2 separate regions of the Homo sapiens genome follow, and region 1 is linked to region 2. Evidence: chromatin loops called from intact Hi-C (ENCODE). Cell type or tissue: heart left ventricle. All regions are shown on one strand. Links, peaks and the distances in the headings refer to the core of each region. The heading gives the core; the rest is flanking DNA.

Region 1 (7,864 bases), core at 1,931-6,930, 500 kb after region 2:
GCCCTAAAAGTTGAGATTATTTCTGATGGCTCAGCATTTAGTCTTCTGGAAGCAGTAGCCTGAAATTTTCAAGACTTCTACTCTCTGTCCTCATGTTTTGGATGAGGCTGAACCCCTGGCTTTACGGGTGAGAATATGGCCCAAGTGTGGCTACTTGGTGTAGTTGATCTTCCTGATGACTCTACTGAGAAAATCCCAGAAAAATGTTTATAACCATGGTTTGAACTGTTGGAGCTTCTCTTGCCACTGAGGTTGCTGAGAAAATATGCTACGTGTCTGGTGCTGCAGGGCACAAGCAGTGAAGAAAATTCTAAATGAAACCGGTACAGAGGTAAGCAGAGGCAAGAGAAAAAGTGGAAAGTCCTGAGGCTGTTGACTCCTGGATCAAACTATACCTGAAGACAGGACCCTGGAGTTTAGTCACACAAGCCACTAAATTATCTGTATTTCACCTAAAAACTGTGAGTGAGCTGAAAGGATTCTTATATAAAGTTATTAGAATATTTAAAACTTGATCTTTTAGTTTAGAACAGAAAATAATCCTTAATCAAAGCTTTTGTACCCTGATGTGTATTTCAAGTAAGTATCAAAAGTTATTTAAAAGATAAATTCTGTGGAATAAATAACAGAGGAAAAAGAAATAATGAAGTGGAAAATTTCTTATTGTTTTCTGAAAAACACATAAAAAGTCTAAAGTATATTTTTATATTGTTAGATATTTTTTCAGAATTAATTTTGAAAGCTATTTTAATTATGTCGTTTTCAGTGATAGAACATATTAATTGTTCTGATGTCAGAACTGGATCTTCTAATGCTTATTTTATCATAGTTTTTTTTTCATAAGTACCCTTCAGATAGACTGTTATTTTATAAATTAGTGATGTAAGTTCATGTATTGCTTAGTTATAGGCAGGTATTTGGCAGAAATAATCCAAATATCTGTGCTGTAAAGGTCAAAGATGGACAGGGATAAAGAATGAGCTCTGATTGCTTCCATGTGTAAACGCCTCCCTGGATGAAGGTGTTTCTGGGTTGTCTATCAGTGTCTCCCAAGAAACCTAGGAGAGATGGAAAGTTCATGTTTCTCATTCATCCTATAAATTATAAGCCTTCTTAGGATGATAATTGGCCTTGAATAACATGAAAAGTGTAATAAATGTGTTTCCCATCTCAGTCATTGAATGATTTTTATCTTTCCAGTACTTGACTTTCAAACAAGGTTTTATCATTGTCAAGGTAGGCAGAATAGGATGAAAGATCATAACCTTTAGAATAGTAACTGGAAGTGGCGTGGAGTGGATTAGAAGGGAGTTAGAGAGAAGATTTCTCTATAGGTTTACCCGTGGCCAGGCCAGAGGGGTGGTGGTGGCTGCACAGGAAGAGGAGGTGGGGGACTAACACAATTACCACTGTTTGGGTGCTGATTACATACATGCAAGATGTTGACATCTCATTCCAGCCTCATAGCAAATCCATGAGGAATATATAGGTATGGTCCATCCTCTGTATCATTGGGTCCTGCATCCTGTACTCAACCAACTGCAGGTTTGGGGGAAAAAAATTTGCACCTGTACTCAACATGTCCAGGCTTTTTACAAAAATCATTATTCCCTAAACAAGATAGTATAACAACTATTTACATAGCACTTATATTTTATTAGGTATTATAAGTTTTCCAGAAATTAAAGTATACAGAAGAATATGTGTAGTTTGCATGCAAATACTATGTCATTTTATATAAGGGACTTGCGCACCCTTGGATTTTGGTATCCATGGGAGATCCTGGAACCAATCCCCCACAGATACCACAGGATGACTATACTTCATTAACCCTGTTTTACAGGTGAAAAAACTGAGACTTGGCAAGTTTCAGTTCATAACTTTTAGTTCATAGTCGTAAGTAATTTGTGCTCCAGTTCATGCTGTGAGTATGTGGCTGAGCTGGTATCAAATACCTACCTGCCTCCCTGTGTTCTTCTCCCCCCCACTTTTTTTTTCCTCTGAGACTGAGTCTTGCTCTGTTGCCCAGGCTGGAGTCCAGTGGTGCTATCTCAGCTCACTGCAACCTCCACTTCCCATGTTCAAGCGATTCTCCTGCCTCAGCCTCCCGAGTAGCTGAGATTACAGGGGCATGCCACCACTCCTAATTTTTTTTTTTTTTTTTTTTGTATTTTTAGTAGAGACAGGGTTTCACCATGTTGGCCAGGCTAGTCTCAAACTCCTGACCTCAAGTGATCCTCCTGCCTTGGCTTCCCAAAGTGCTGGGATTACATGAGTAAGCCATCACAGCCGTCCGTGCCTGCCTGTGTTCTTAACCATTCTGTGCTACAGCCTGTTATCTGTTCAAGGAAATATAATAGCACCGTCACCACTAAAAGAATGGGGACGGTGGCATTATAAACTAAATAGCTCATTTACCAACCTGAATGAGGAAGAATTAAGAAAACCAGAAATCTGTATATTCTTGTCACAACTGTAGTAATTGATGCTCCCTTTTCATTCAAACCAGATTTCTTGTGCCCCTTTTGAGTCAGCACATCACGGACGGATGAGAGGAGACAGATGGTCATGGGAGCAGGACCTCAGAGCAGACGGCACGCATTCAGGACAGCGATCATTTAGAGGGTCTTTGGCAAATCATTTCAGCTCTGCAAGCCTCGCTGTTTTTATCTGTAAAATGGCTCTTTTTGTTCTAACAATTTGTGCTTTAATATAGTGGTGCTGTAATGAGCATACTGAGTTTTCCTTTTTTTTCTGGATCTTCGAAGATGAGCTTTACTAATTTTATGTCTGATTCAAAGTAGTAATTTAACTGAACCAACTGGTCCTCTGGATCCAGTGTCTGCAGCTGCTGTCTATGCTGATTAGTTACTGCTCAGCTGTACCACTTGTAAATATTTACTGTGTTGTATATAAATATCACTCCTCATCTTTTTTTTTAAAAAAATCCCTTATTTCTGGCCTTTCAGTTATTGCTTTTTATTGTGATAAAATATAAAACCTAAAACTTACCATTTAATTTTTTAAAAGAATTTTATTGTGACAGCAACACTTAACATGAAATCTGTGATTTTAAATTTTAAGTGTACAATACAGTATTGTTGACTATAGGCACAATTTTGCACAGCAGATCTCTAGAAATTATTTACTTTGTTTAACTGAAACTTTTTGCTCATTAATTAACAACTATCTTCTCCCTCACCACCTAGCCCCTGGCAACCTTCATTCAACCCTTTGATTCTGTGAATTTGACTATTTTGAATGCCTCATGTAAGCAGAATCATGGAATATTTGTCTTTCTGTTCCTGGCTTATTTCACTTAGCATAATGTCATCAAGATTCATCCATGGTGTTGTGAATGGCAGAACTTCCTTACTATTTAAGGATGAATAAATTCTGTCATGTGCATATATCACATTTTCTTTAATCACATGTTGAAGGACATTTAGGTTATTTCTGTATCTTGGCTGTTGTGGATAGTGCTGCAGTCAACATGGGAGTGCTGATATCTCTTTAAGATCTTGATTTCCTTTCCTTTGGATACATACTCACAAGTGGGATTGCTGGATCATATGGCAGTTCTATTTTTAAATTTTTGAGGAACCTCCATATTGTTTTCCATAGGAGGTGAAATCATTTTATATTCTCACCAGTAGTGTGCCAAGTGTTGTTGAGGATGTGGAGCAGTTGGAATCATTTTTACCATTGTAAGTGTACAATTCAGTGGCATTAATGAAAAAGATATGAATAGCATCATATTGTACAACCATCATTGCTATTCAAATCTTTTTAATTACTCCAAACAGAAACTCTGTACCCATTAAGTAGTAATTTCCCATTACCCTACCCCCAAAACCTGCTAATATCTACTCTGTTTTCTGTCTCTATGAATTTTCCCAGCATAGGTATTTCATATGAGTGAATTTATACAATATTTGTCCTTTGGTGTCCTTTGGTGTCCTTAGCATAATGTTTTCCAGGCTCATCCTTGTGATAGCGTATATTAGAATTAAATTTCTTTTTAAGAGTGGATGATATACCATTGTGTGTATATACCATATTTTGTTTATCCATTCATCTGTTGATGAACACTTGGGTTGTTTCCCCCTTTCATCTATTACGAATAGTGCCGCTATGACCATGACTGTACATGTATCTGTTTGAGTCCCTGTTTTCAATGATTTGGAGTATATACTTGAGTGAAATAACTGGGTCATATGGTAATTTTATTTTTTATTATTTTGTTTCATTTTTTGAGACAGGGTTTGTCTCTCTTGCCAAGGATGGAGTGCAGTGGCTCCTTGGCTCAGGGCAACACCCGCCTCCCAGGCTCAAGCAAACCTCCCGCCTTAGCCTCCTGAGTAGCTGGGACTAGAGACACGCCACCATGCCTGGCTAATTTTTGTATGTTTTATAAAGAAAGGGTTTTGCTACGTTGCCCAGGCTGGTCTCAAACTCCTGAACTCAAGCAATACGCCCTCCTTGGCCTCCCAAAGTGCTGGGATTACAGGTGTGAGCCACTGTGTCCGGCCTGGAAATTTTAACTTTTTGAGGAACTGCTACATAATTTTCCACAGCAGCTACACAATTCCACGTTCTTACCAGAAATGTACTATGGTTCTAATTTCTTCATATCCTTGCCAACACTTGTTCTCTTTTTTTAATTATAGACATCATAGAAGGTATGGTATCTCATTATGGTTTTGATTTGCATTTCCTTAATGACGAATAATGCTGAGCATCTTTTCAAGTGATTATTGGTAATTTGTGTATCTTCCTTAGGGAAATGTCTACTCAAGTCCTTTGCCCACTTTTTTGTTGATACATAATTTTTATACATGTTTCTGGATACATGTAATACTTGATTATATTCATAGACTATGTAATGATCAAGTCAGGTTATTCACGGTGTCCATCACTTGAGTGTTTATCATTTCTTTCTTGGAAACATTTCAAGTGCTCTCTTCTAGCTAATTTTAAATATGTGATACATTTTTAATTATAGTCTCGCTACTCTGCTATCAAATATTAAGAAGTATTCCTTCTATCTAACTGTATGTTTGTAGCCCTTAACCAACCTTTATTTACCCCCTCCTGCTTACACACATACTCACATATCCTTCTCAATCTCTGGTATTTCTCATTCTATTCTCTACCTCCATGAGATCAACATTTTTTAGCTCCCACATATGAGAAACAACATGGGATGTTTGCCTTTCTGTGCCTGACTGACTTATTTCACTTAACAGTTACATCCGTGTTGCTGCAAATGTCATGATTTCACTTTTTTTTTTTTTTTTGGCTGAATAGTATCCCGTTGTGTGTATATATATATACACACACACACCACATTTTCTTTACCCATTAGCCTGCTGATGGACACTTAGGTTGATTCCATACTTTTGCTGTGTGAATAGTGCTGCATGTGAATAAACATGGGAATGCAGTCATCCCTTTGATAGACTGATTTGTTTTCCTTTGGATAAACAATAGTTGGACTGCTGGATCATATGGTATTTCTATTTTTAGTTTTTTTTTTGATAACTCTCCATACTGGATTCCATGGTGGTTGTACTAATTTCCATTCCCACCAGCAGTGTATAAATTCCCTTTTTTCTGCATCTTCACCAAGATTTGTTATTTTTTGTCATTTTAATATTAGCCATTCTAACTGGGGTAAGATGATATCTAATTGTATACGATTGTTTTGATTTGCATTTTCCTGATGATTAGTGATGGTGAACATTTTTTCATATACCTTTTGTCTATCTGTATGTCTTCTTTTGATAAATGTCTATTATTTCCTTTGCCTACTTTTTAATGGAATTATTTGTTCTTTTACTGTTGAGTTGATAGAGTTCTGTGTATATTCTGGATATTAGTCCCTCATTAGATGATCTGTTTGCAAATATTTTCTCCCATTCAGTGTTTTTTTCTTCAGTGTTTATTGTTCCTTTTGTTGTGCAGAAGCTTTTTAATTTAATATAGTCCTATTTTTCTATCTTTGTTTTTGTTGCCTGTGCTTTTGAGGTATTAGCCATAAAATCTTTGACTAGATGAATGTCCCAAAGTGTTTCCTCTATGTTCTCTTCCAGTAATTGTATAGTTTTAGATTGTACGTTTAAGTCTTTAACTGTCTTGTGTTGATTTTTTAAAATGTAGTGATAGGTAGGAGTCCAGTTTCATTCTTCTGCATATGAATATTCATTTTTCCCAGAACATTTACTGAAGAGGGTATTCTTTCACCAATATATGCTGTTGGTGCCTTTGTAAAAAATCAGTTGATTGTAAATACGTGGCTGTATTTCTGAGTTCTCTATTCTGTTCCATTGGTCTATGTGTCTGTTTTTATGCTAATACCACATTGTTTGGGTTACTACAGACTTGTAATATATTTTGTAGTCAAGTAGTGTGACACCTCCAGCTTTGTTCATTTTGCTCAGGATTGTTTTGGCTCTTCAAGCTGTTTTTTTGGTTCCATATGAATTTTATGATTTTTTCTCTATTTCTATGAAAATGACTTTGTATTTTGTTACGGATTGCATTGACTCTTTGAGACTCAAATTGAATATTTGAGTCTTCATTAGTTTCTTTCATCAGTGTTTTGTAGTTTTCCATGTAGAGGTTTTTCACCTCCTTGGTTAAATTTACTCCTGGGTATTTCATGGTTTTTGTAGCTGTTGTAAATGAGACTGTCTTCTTGATTTTTTTTCTCAGCTAGTTCATTATTGTATAAATGCTATTTTTTGTATGTTGGTTTTGTATTCTGCAACTTTACTGAATCTATTTATCAGATCTAAGAGTTTTTTTGGTAAAGTCTTCAGGTTTTTCTAGATATAAGATCATCTCATCTGCAAAGAGGGACAATTTGAATTCCTCCTTTCCAATTTGGATGCCTTTTATTTCTTTCTCTCACCTTATTGCTCTGGCTAGGACTTCCAGTATTATGTTTAATAGGAGTGGTTGTGTGTCCTAACATATGGTCTATCCTAACATGTTGTCTATTCTGGAGAGTGTTCCATGTGCTGATGAGAAGAATGTGTATTCTGTAGAGGTCGGATGAAATGCTCTTAAATATCTGTAAGGTCCATTTGGTCTAATGTGCATTTTAATGCTTCTTTGTTAATTTTCTGTCTAATGATGGGAGTTGGGTGTTCAAGCTCCCAACTATTATTATATTGGAGTTGATCTCTCCCTTTAGATCCAATAACATATGCTCAATATATGTGGATACTCCAGTATTGTGTTCATATAGATTTAGAATTGTTATATCCTCTTGCTGAATTCATCCCTTTATGATTACATAATGCCTTTCTTTTTTTCTTTTTACTGTTGTTGGCTTAAAGTCTGATTTATCTGAGACAACTATAGGAACTCCTGCTTGCTTTTGGTTTCTATTGGCATGGAATATCTTTTTCCATCCCTTTACTTTCGTTCTATATGTGTCTTTACAGGTGAGATAAGTTTCTTGTAGGTAGCATGTAGTTGGGTCATGTTTTTTTTAATCTATTCAGCCAGTCTATATCTTTTAAGAGGAAAGTTAGATTAATGCATTTATATTTAAGAGATTATTGATATGTGTTTATTTTTGTCATTTTTATTAATTGATTTGGGGGACATATTCTTTGTTCCTTTCTTTCTCTCTTACTGTTTATTGTTTTGGTTTGGTGGTTTTCTGTAGTGGTAACATTTGTGTTCTTTCCCTTCCTTATTTGTATGTTAGCTTTACCAGTGGGTTTTCTATTTTCCTGTGTATTCATTATAGTAGATATAGTTCTTTTGCTTCCAGGTATAGAATTCCATTAAGCATTTCTTGGAGGGCCAGTCTAGTGGTGACAAATTCCCACAGCTTTTGCTTGTCTGA
Region 2 (7,864 bases), core at 1,527-6,526:
GTGATCTCAGCTCATCGTAATCCTTGCCTCACGGGTTCAAGCAATTCTCCTGCCTCATCCTCCCAAGTAGCTGGGATTACAGGCATGCGCCACCATGCCAGGCTAATTTTGTATTTTTAGTAGAGACGGGGTTTCTCCATGTTGGTCAGGCTGGTCTCGAATTCCCAACCTCAGGAGATCCGCTCATCTCGGCCTCCCAAAATGCTGGGATTACAGGCATGAGCCACCACGCCTGGCCTAATCTCATCGATCTAACCTATAAAAAAGAGAATAATAACTTACTCACCTCATTGGATAGTTATGAAGATAAGATAGAGTATAAAGGGTTTGGCAGAGCGTCTGTCCTATGGTAAATGCTCGCTAACTGGTTAGCTACTATAATTTTCTATTTGTATCTATTCAAATCTCACTGCTTCTGCAAGTCTCCTAACAAAAAGTTTTGCCAAAATTTATTTTGCCATTGAAAGTAATGGCAAAAGCCACAATTTTGCACAAACCAAGAAGCCTTCTCTGCTTATCTTCCAGTCCAAGATTATCTCCTCTTCCTAGTATTCTTATTTTGTGACTTTTATAGAATCACTTGGTTGGTCTGGGTTTATGTTTAAAGTTCCTGACTACAGGTGAAATACTCTTGGAGAAAGAGACCTAAACTTCTAGCGTAACGCTGAGACACATCTTCATAGAATAGAATTGTTATTTTATGTCCCCAATTAAAGGGATTTTATTTTTGTGGATGTTTTCTTGGGTTGAGTGTTCTACTGATTTATTGAATGGTCTACTGATTTCTCATTATGTGAAAACTCCAGAGTCCTAGGTGTGTTTCTTCCAAGAGCCTAATTAATTCAGGCTGCTAAGGCTGCCACATGGACTCTGGTTTAAAGACTAGGCTATTTGGTGAGCAATTCTAAGTCCTATTTTGGAACACTAAGGTCATATACCTTTGGAATGCCAAATTACAAGATGCTTTGAAGGAACTTTTAGGGTAAATCACAATCTCATCCGTGTGCATCTGCAGTTAAGGTTTATAAAGAGAAGTTTGGTTCCTGATTTTCAGTAGCAGTATCATTAGTTTTTTAAAAACTACAGGAAATTTTACATGTATTTTGCCTCACAAATACCAACAATTAGGTCAGAATTCAGAAAAGTGGATTCTGTTTGCATAGAATTACATTAATTCTGCATTCTCTCATAGCAAAGTTGAAAGAGAGGATTAATCACTTATTCATGCAAAACCAATTCACATGAATCATTTATTTATCTTGTTCTGGTAATTTTGCAGAGCTCATTTTTACATGCCTCAGGTTGCAGATAAAGTGAAAACTCAGAGGGTGATTTACCCTCCACAATAAAGACCTGATGGCCGTGTAAACAGCATGCTTCCTATAGGAAATCAATAGGTAACCATGGAAATGACTCCACAATGGGAAATTCTATTTCTTTATGAACAAATCATCAAAAAGATCAATTGTAAGATGAAAAGGCTTTGCCTGTGCCCTATCTTTCGCAAAGGCTTTTGGTCTATGTAAAGAAGAAAATATGTGCCTTGGTGACAGTAAAGAATTATCTTAAAGCTGTATTGAGAATGAACATCACTTGTTACTTTATAAAGTTTGGGCTGAAATGTCTTGTCCTCCATTCCTGGAGGCCTAGCTAAGAAACTTATATCTAATGGCAAGAAGAATGTTCCAGAATACAGGATGCTTGAATTCTTGATCCAGCTTAATTTCTTTCTTTTTTTTAGGAAAAAAACAAGACAAAACAAAAAAACAAGGGTAATAATATCCAACGCCAAAGAGCCTTTGATAATTAAATAAGATAATAGTTGGTAAAGAATATAGTACAGTGCCCAGCACAGAGCAAGTGGAAAATGCTATTAACAGCCACTTGTACAGTGATGATAATTGCCCAAACAATATTAATCCCACTAGTAAAGGGTTTTCACATTACAGGTATTTTTTTTAAAACTTTCATCTTAGGTTCGGGGTACATGTGAAGGTTTGTTACATAGGTAAAGTCATGTTATGGGGGTTTATTATACAGATTATTTCATCACCCAGGAATTAAACCCAGTACCCAATAATTATCTTTTCTGCTCCTCTCCCTCCTCCCACCTTTCCCACTCAACTAGACCCCAGTGTCTGATGTTTCCTTCTTTGTGTTCATAAGTTCTTATCATTTAGCTCCCACTTATAAGTGAGAATATGCAGTATTTGGTTTTTTGTTCCTGCATTCATTTGCTGAGGATAATAGCCTCCAGCTCCATCCATGTTCCTGCAAAAGACAAGATTTCATTTTTTATGGCTGTATAGTATTCCATGGTGTATATGTACCACAATTTCTTTATCCAATCTGTCACTGATGGGCATTTAGATTGATTTCATGTCTTTGCTATTGTGAACAGTGCCACAGTGAACATTTGTGTGCATGTGTCTATATGGTAGAGTGCTTTATATCCCTCTGGGTATATACCCAGTAATAGGATTGACCCAGGCTAATTTCCAGCAGCAATGAGATCTTTTTTTTTTTTTTTTTTTCTTTTTGGGATGGAGTCTCGCTCTGTCGCCCAGGCCGGACTGCGGACTGCAGTGGCGCAATCTCGGCTCACTGCAAGCTCCGCTTCCCGGGTTCACGCCATTCTCCTGCCTCAGCCTCCCCAGTAGCTGGGACTACAGGCGCCCGCCACCGCGCCCGGCTAATTTTTTGTATTTTTAGTAGAGACGGGGTTTCACCTTGTTAGCCAGGATGGTCTCGATCTCCTGACCTCATGATCCACCCGCCTCGGCCTCCCAAAGTGCTGGGATTACAGGCGTGAGCCACCGCGCCTGGCCAGCAATGAGATCTTTAACAAGCAATTTCGTCTCAGTGGGCCTTGATTTCCTTATCTGTAAAGTGATCAGACGAGCCTAGGGATGGCAGTCTAATTTAGCCCATGGACAGATGGATGTTGCACGTATAGCATTATCTCACTTTCTCTTACTTGGAAGACATTACTAATCAATTGTAATCTTCTTTGTCACTGAGCTTGAACAGAGTCTCAAAATCCTTATTTACACATTTCTCCAGGCAGCTGCTGCCTATGGATCAGAGTTGTCATATGTAAAACATCCATTTACCTCTATGTGACCTTTAAGTTTTATTTAGCCCTGACATTACAAGAATCTGAAAACAAGCTTTAAGTACTGAATATTCATGTCTATTCAGCTAGTCTTAAGCAGACAATCCAACTAACAAGGATAGCACCAACAATAAACAATTATGATATTGTCTTTATTAAGCCAAATAAACTGTTTGATCTCATTAATGTCAAAATATTTATTTCAATGCTAAAGTTACTACTGAACCACTGACTGATAATAATGAAATGGTGTTTGTAGCACTCTGCTGCTGTTCACTTATCAGCTTAAGACACACAAGTAGCAAATCTGATTGCCGTTTTCATGCTTGCTCTTTTTTCAACAGTAGAGGGCAGCACAGCTATTTTTAAGTGTCGTCTTTGCGAGCCATTTGTGTGTGCCCACAGGCATTCTATACAATGGGTGCAAAGATGTGAGCTGTGGTGGGTTGCCATAGAAGAGTATGTTCACATGACAAAATAGCCTGCTTAATCAGATCTCTTGGATTGTGGTGTGGAATTTTCCTCTTTAGGCTTTCAGAAATTACCATTACCCTGTTAGTATTTACATGTTTCAGCATTTCATATTGATCCTTTTAATTTTGTTCTTTCTGTTGTTCTTTTCTTCCTGTTGTTACTTGTCTCACTTTAGAGGCAGTGTTATGTAGGTGAAAATATCACAGCTTTTGGCTTCTGAAGGTGTAGACTCTAATCCCAGCTCTCTTGCTAGCTCTGTGACTGAGCTGATCAGAATCTCAGAGCCTCAAGATTCTTTTTTAAAACAGATACAGAAATACACAATTGAGAGTTTTTAGCATGAAGTGGTGTTGAATTTTATCGAAGGCCTTTTCTATATCTATTGAGATGTGGTTTTTGTCATTGATTCTGTTTATGTGACGGATTGCATCCCAGGGATGAAGCCGACTTGACTGTGGTGGAGAAGCTTTTTGATGTGCTGCTGGATTCGGTTTGCCAGCATTTTATTGAGTATTTTCACATCAACGTTCATCAGGGATATTGGCCTAAAATTCTCTTTTTTTGTTTTGTCTCTGCTAGGTTTTGGTATCAGGATGATGCTGACCTCATAAAATGAGTTAAGGAGGAGTCCCTCTTACTCTATTCTTCGGAATAGTTTCAGAAGGAACGGTACCAGCTCCTCTTTGTACCTCTAGTAGAATCTGGCTGTGAATCTGTCTGGTCAGGCTTTTTTTGGTTGGTAGGCTATTAATTATTGCCTCAATTTCAGAACTTGTTATTGTTCTATTCAGGGATTTGACTTCTTCCTGGTTTAGTATTGGGAGGGTGTATGTGTCCAGGAATTTATCCATTTCTTCTAGATTTTCTAGTTTATTTGTGTAGAGGTGTTAATAGTATTCTCTGATGGTAGTTTGCATTTCTGTGGGATCAGTGGTGATATCCCCTTTATCATTTTTTATTGTGTCTATTCAATTCTTCTCTCTTTTCTTCTTTATTAGTCTGGCTAGCCATCTATCTATTTTGTTAATCTTTTCAAAAAGCCAGCTGCTGGATTCATTGATTTTTTGAAGGTTTTTTTTTTTTGTGTGTATCTCTATCTCCTTCAGTTCTACTCTGATGTTAGTTATTTCTTGTCTTCTGCTAGCTTTTGAATTTGTTTGCCCTTGCTTTTGTAGTTCTTTTAATTGTGATGTTAGGGTGTCGATTTTAGATCTTCCCTGCTTTCTCCTGTGGGCATTTAGTGCTATAAATTTCCCTCTAAACACTGCTTTAGCTGTGTCCCAGAGATTCTGGTATGTTGTGTCTTTGTTCTCATTGGTTTCAAATAACTTATTTATTTCTACTTTAATTTTGTTATTTATCCAGTAGTCATTCAGGAGCAGGTTGTTCAGTTTCCATGTAGTTGTGTGGTTTTGAGTGAGTTTCTTAATCCTGAGTTCTAATTTGATTGTTGCATTGTGGTCTGAGAGACTGTTTGTTATGAATTCCGTTCTTTTGCATTTGCTGAGGAATGTTTTACTTCCAATTATGAGGTCAATTTTAGAATAAGTGCAAAATGGTGCTGAGAAGAATGTATATTCTGTTGATTTGGGGTGGAGAGTTCTGTAGATGTCTATAAGGTCTGCTTGGTCCTGAACAGAGTTCAAATCCTGAATATCCTTGTACATTTTCTGTCTCATTGATCTGTCTAATGTTGACAGTGTGATGTTAAAGGTATTGATGGAACGTATCTCAAAGTAATAAAAGCTATTTATGAAAAACCCAAAGCCAATATCACACTGAATGGGCAAAAGCTGGAAGCATTCCCTTTGAAAACCGGCATGAGACAAGGATGCCCTCTCTCACCACTCCTATTCAACATAGTATTGGAAGTTCTGGCCAGGGCAATCAGGCAAGAGAAGGAAAGGGTATTCATATAGGAAGAGAAGAAGTCAAATTGCCTCTGTTTGCAGATGACATGATTGTATATTTAGAAAACCCCATCATCTCGGCCTCAAATCTCCTTAAGCTGATAAGCAACTTCAGCAAAGTCTCAAGATGCAAAATCAATGTGCAAAATCACAAGCATTCCTATATACAAATAATAGACAAAAAGGAAGCCAAATCATGAGTGAACTCCCATTTACAATTGCTACAAAAAGAATAAAATACCTAGGAATACAACTTACAAGGGATGTGAAGGACCTCTTCAAGGAGAACTACAAACCACTGCTCAAGGAAATAAGAGAGGATACAAACAAATGGAAAAACATTCCATGCTCATGGATAGGAAGAATCAATATTGTGAAAATGGCCATACTGCCCAAAGTAATTTATAGATTCAGTGCTATCCCTATCAAGCTACCATTGACTTTACTCACAGAATTATAAAAAAACTACTTTAAATTTCACATGGAACCAAAACAGAGCTCCTATAGCCAAACAATCCTAAGCAAAAGGAACAAAGCTGAAGGCATCACGCTTTCTGGCTTCAAACTATACTACAAGACTACAGTAACCAAAACAGCATGGTACTGATACCAAAACAGATTTATAGGCTGATGGAACAGAACAGAGGCCTCAGAAATAACACCGCACATCTACAACCATCTGATCTTTGATAAACCTGACAAAACAAGCAATGAGGAAAGGAATCCCTATTTAATAAATGGTGTTGGGAAAACTGGTTAGCCATATGCAGAAAACTGAAACTGGACCCCTTCCTTACACCTTATACAAAAATTAGCTCAAGATGGATTAAAGACTTAAATGTAACACATAAAACCATAAAAACTCTAGAAGAAAACCTAGGCAATACCATTCAGGACATAGGCATTCGCAAAGACTTCATGACTAAAACACCAAAAGCAATGGCAACAAAAGCCATAATTGATAAATGGGATCTAATTAAACTAAAGAGCTTCTGCACAGCAAAAGAAAATATCATCAGAGTGAACAGGCAACCTACAGAATGGTGGAAGCAATCTATCCATCTGACAAAGGGCTAATATCCAGAATCTACAAGGAACTTAAAGAAATTTACAAGAAAAAAACAACCCCATCAAAAAGTGGGTGAAGGATATGAACAGACACTTCTCAAAAGAAGACATTTATGTGGCCAACAAATACATGAAAAAAAGCTCATCATCACTGGTCATTAGAGAAATGCAAATCAAAACCATAATGAGATACCATCTCATGCCAGTTGCAATGGTGATCATTAAAAAGTCAGGAAACAACAGATACTGGAGAGGATGTAGAGAAATAGGAGCACTTTTACACTGTTGGTGGGAGTGTCAATTAGTTCAACCATTGTGGAGGACAATGTGGCAATTCCTCAAGGATCTAGAACCAGAAATACCATTTGACCCAGCAATCCCATTACTGGGAATATACCCAAAGGCTTATAAATCATTCTACTGTAAAGACACATGCACATGTATGTTTACTGCAGCACTGTTCACAATAGCAAAGACTTGGAACCAACCCAAATGCCCATCAATGATAGACTGGATAAAGAAAATGTGGCATTATATATACCATGGAATACTATGCAGCCATGAAAAAGGATGAGTTCATGTCCTTTGCAGGGACATGGATGAAGCTGGAAACCATCATTCGCAGCAAACTAACACAGGAACAGAAAACCAAACACCACAAGTTCTCACTCATAAGTGGGAGCTGAACTATGAGAACACATGGATACAGGGAAGGGAACATTACACACTGGGGCCTGTCGGGGGTTGGGGGCTAGGGGAGGGATAGCATTAGCAGAAGTACCTAATGAAAATGATGGGTTGATGGGTGCAGCAAACCACCATGGCACGTGTGTACCTATGTAACAAACCTGCACGTTCTGCACATGTATCCCAGAACTTAAAGTATAATTTAAAAAAAAGAAATGCACAGTCTTCTCTGTCATCTCATCGTGTTGTTGTGAATATCAAATGAAATCAATATATGTGAAAGCATTATTGAAATATAGGTTTTAAAAGTAATAGCCAATCTCTTTATGCTATTATTGCTAAGAGTCATGCTTTTAATTCAAATGAATTACACAAATAATTTTTAGGTTTTATTTTTGAATTGTAGGATGGCATCTGCCAATGGATAGATTTGACTGCAAGGCATCCTGAGACATCCTTGGCCTGGAGGATGCCTTGTTGGGAGCTGAAGTGCAGGAACTGATGCAGCTGTAAGGGCGAAGCCATGAAAGGGTATGGCTGGTATCTACAGGGTTTATTGAGAATATTCACTTTATTCTCAATAAATACTAATACTGAGCTTAAACCTATC

Evidence for each region. Peaks named below come from ENCODE experiments on the same cell type or tissue, not always from the same donor. Only the 100,000 strongest peaks of a DNase experiment are listed, where the experiment ranks them.
Region 1: a loop joins it to region 2, with 4 times the contacts of the local background. A loop is called at or near these places in 3 of 110 quality-filtered maps.

Annotation. Positions count from the first base shown.
Region 1 is chr3:3,491,381-3,499,244 of GRCh38, reverse strand. No RefSeq gene overlaps it. Among named protein-coding and RNA genes, the nearest start is that of LRRN1, 300 kb to the left of the region's middle. In heart left ventricle, for the core only: no CTCF peak of the experiment used is centred there; no DNase peak of the experiment used is centred there.
Region 2 is chr3:3,993,952-4,001,815 of GRCh38, reverse strand. No RefSeq gene overlaps it. Among named protein-coding and RNA genes, the nearest start is that of LRRN1, 200 kb to the right of the region's middle. In heart left ventricle, for the core only: a CTCF peak has its summit at 3,464 (motif pointing right); no DNase peak of the experiment used is centred there.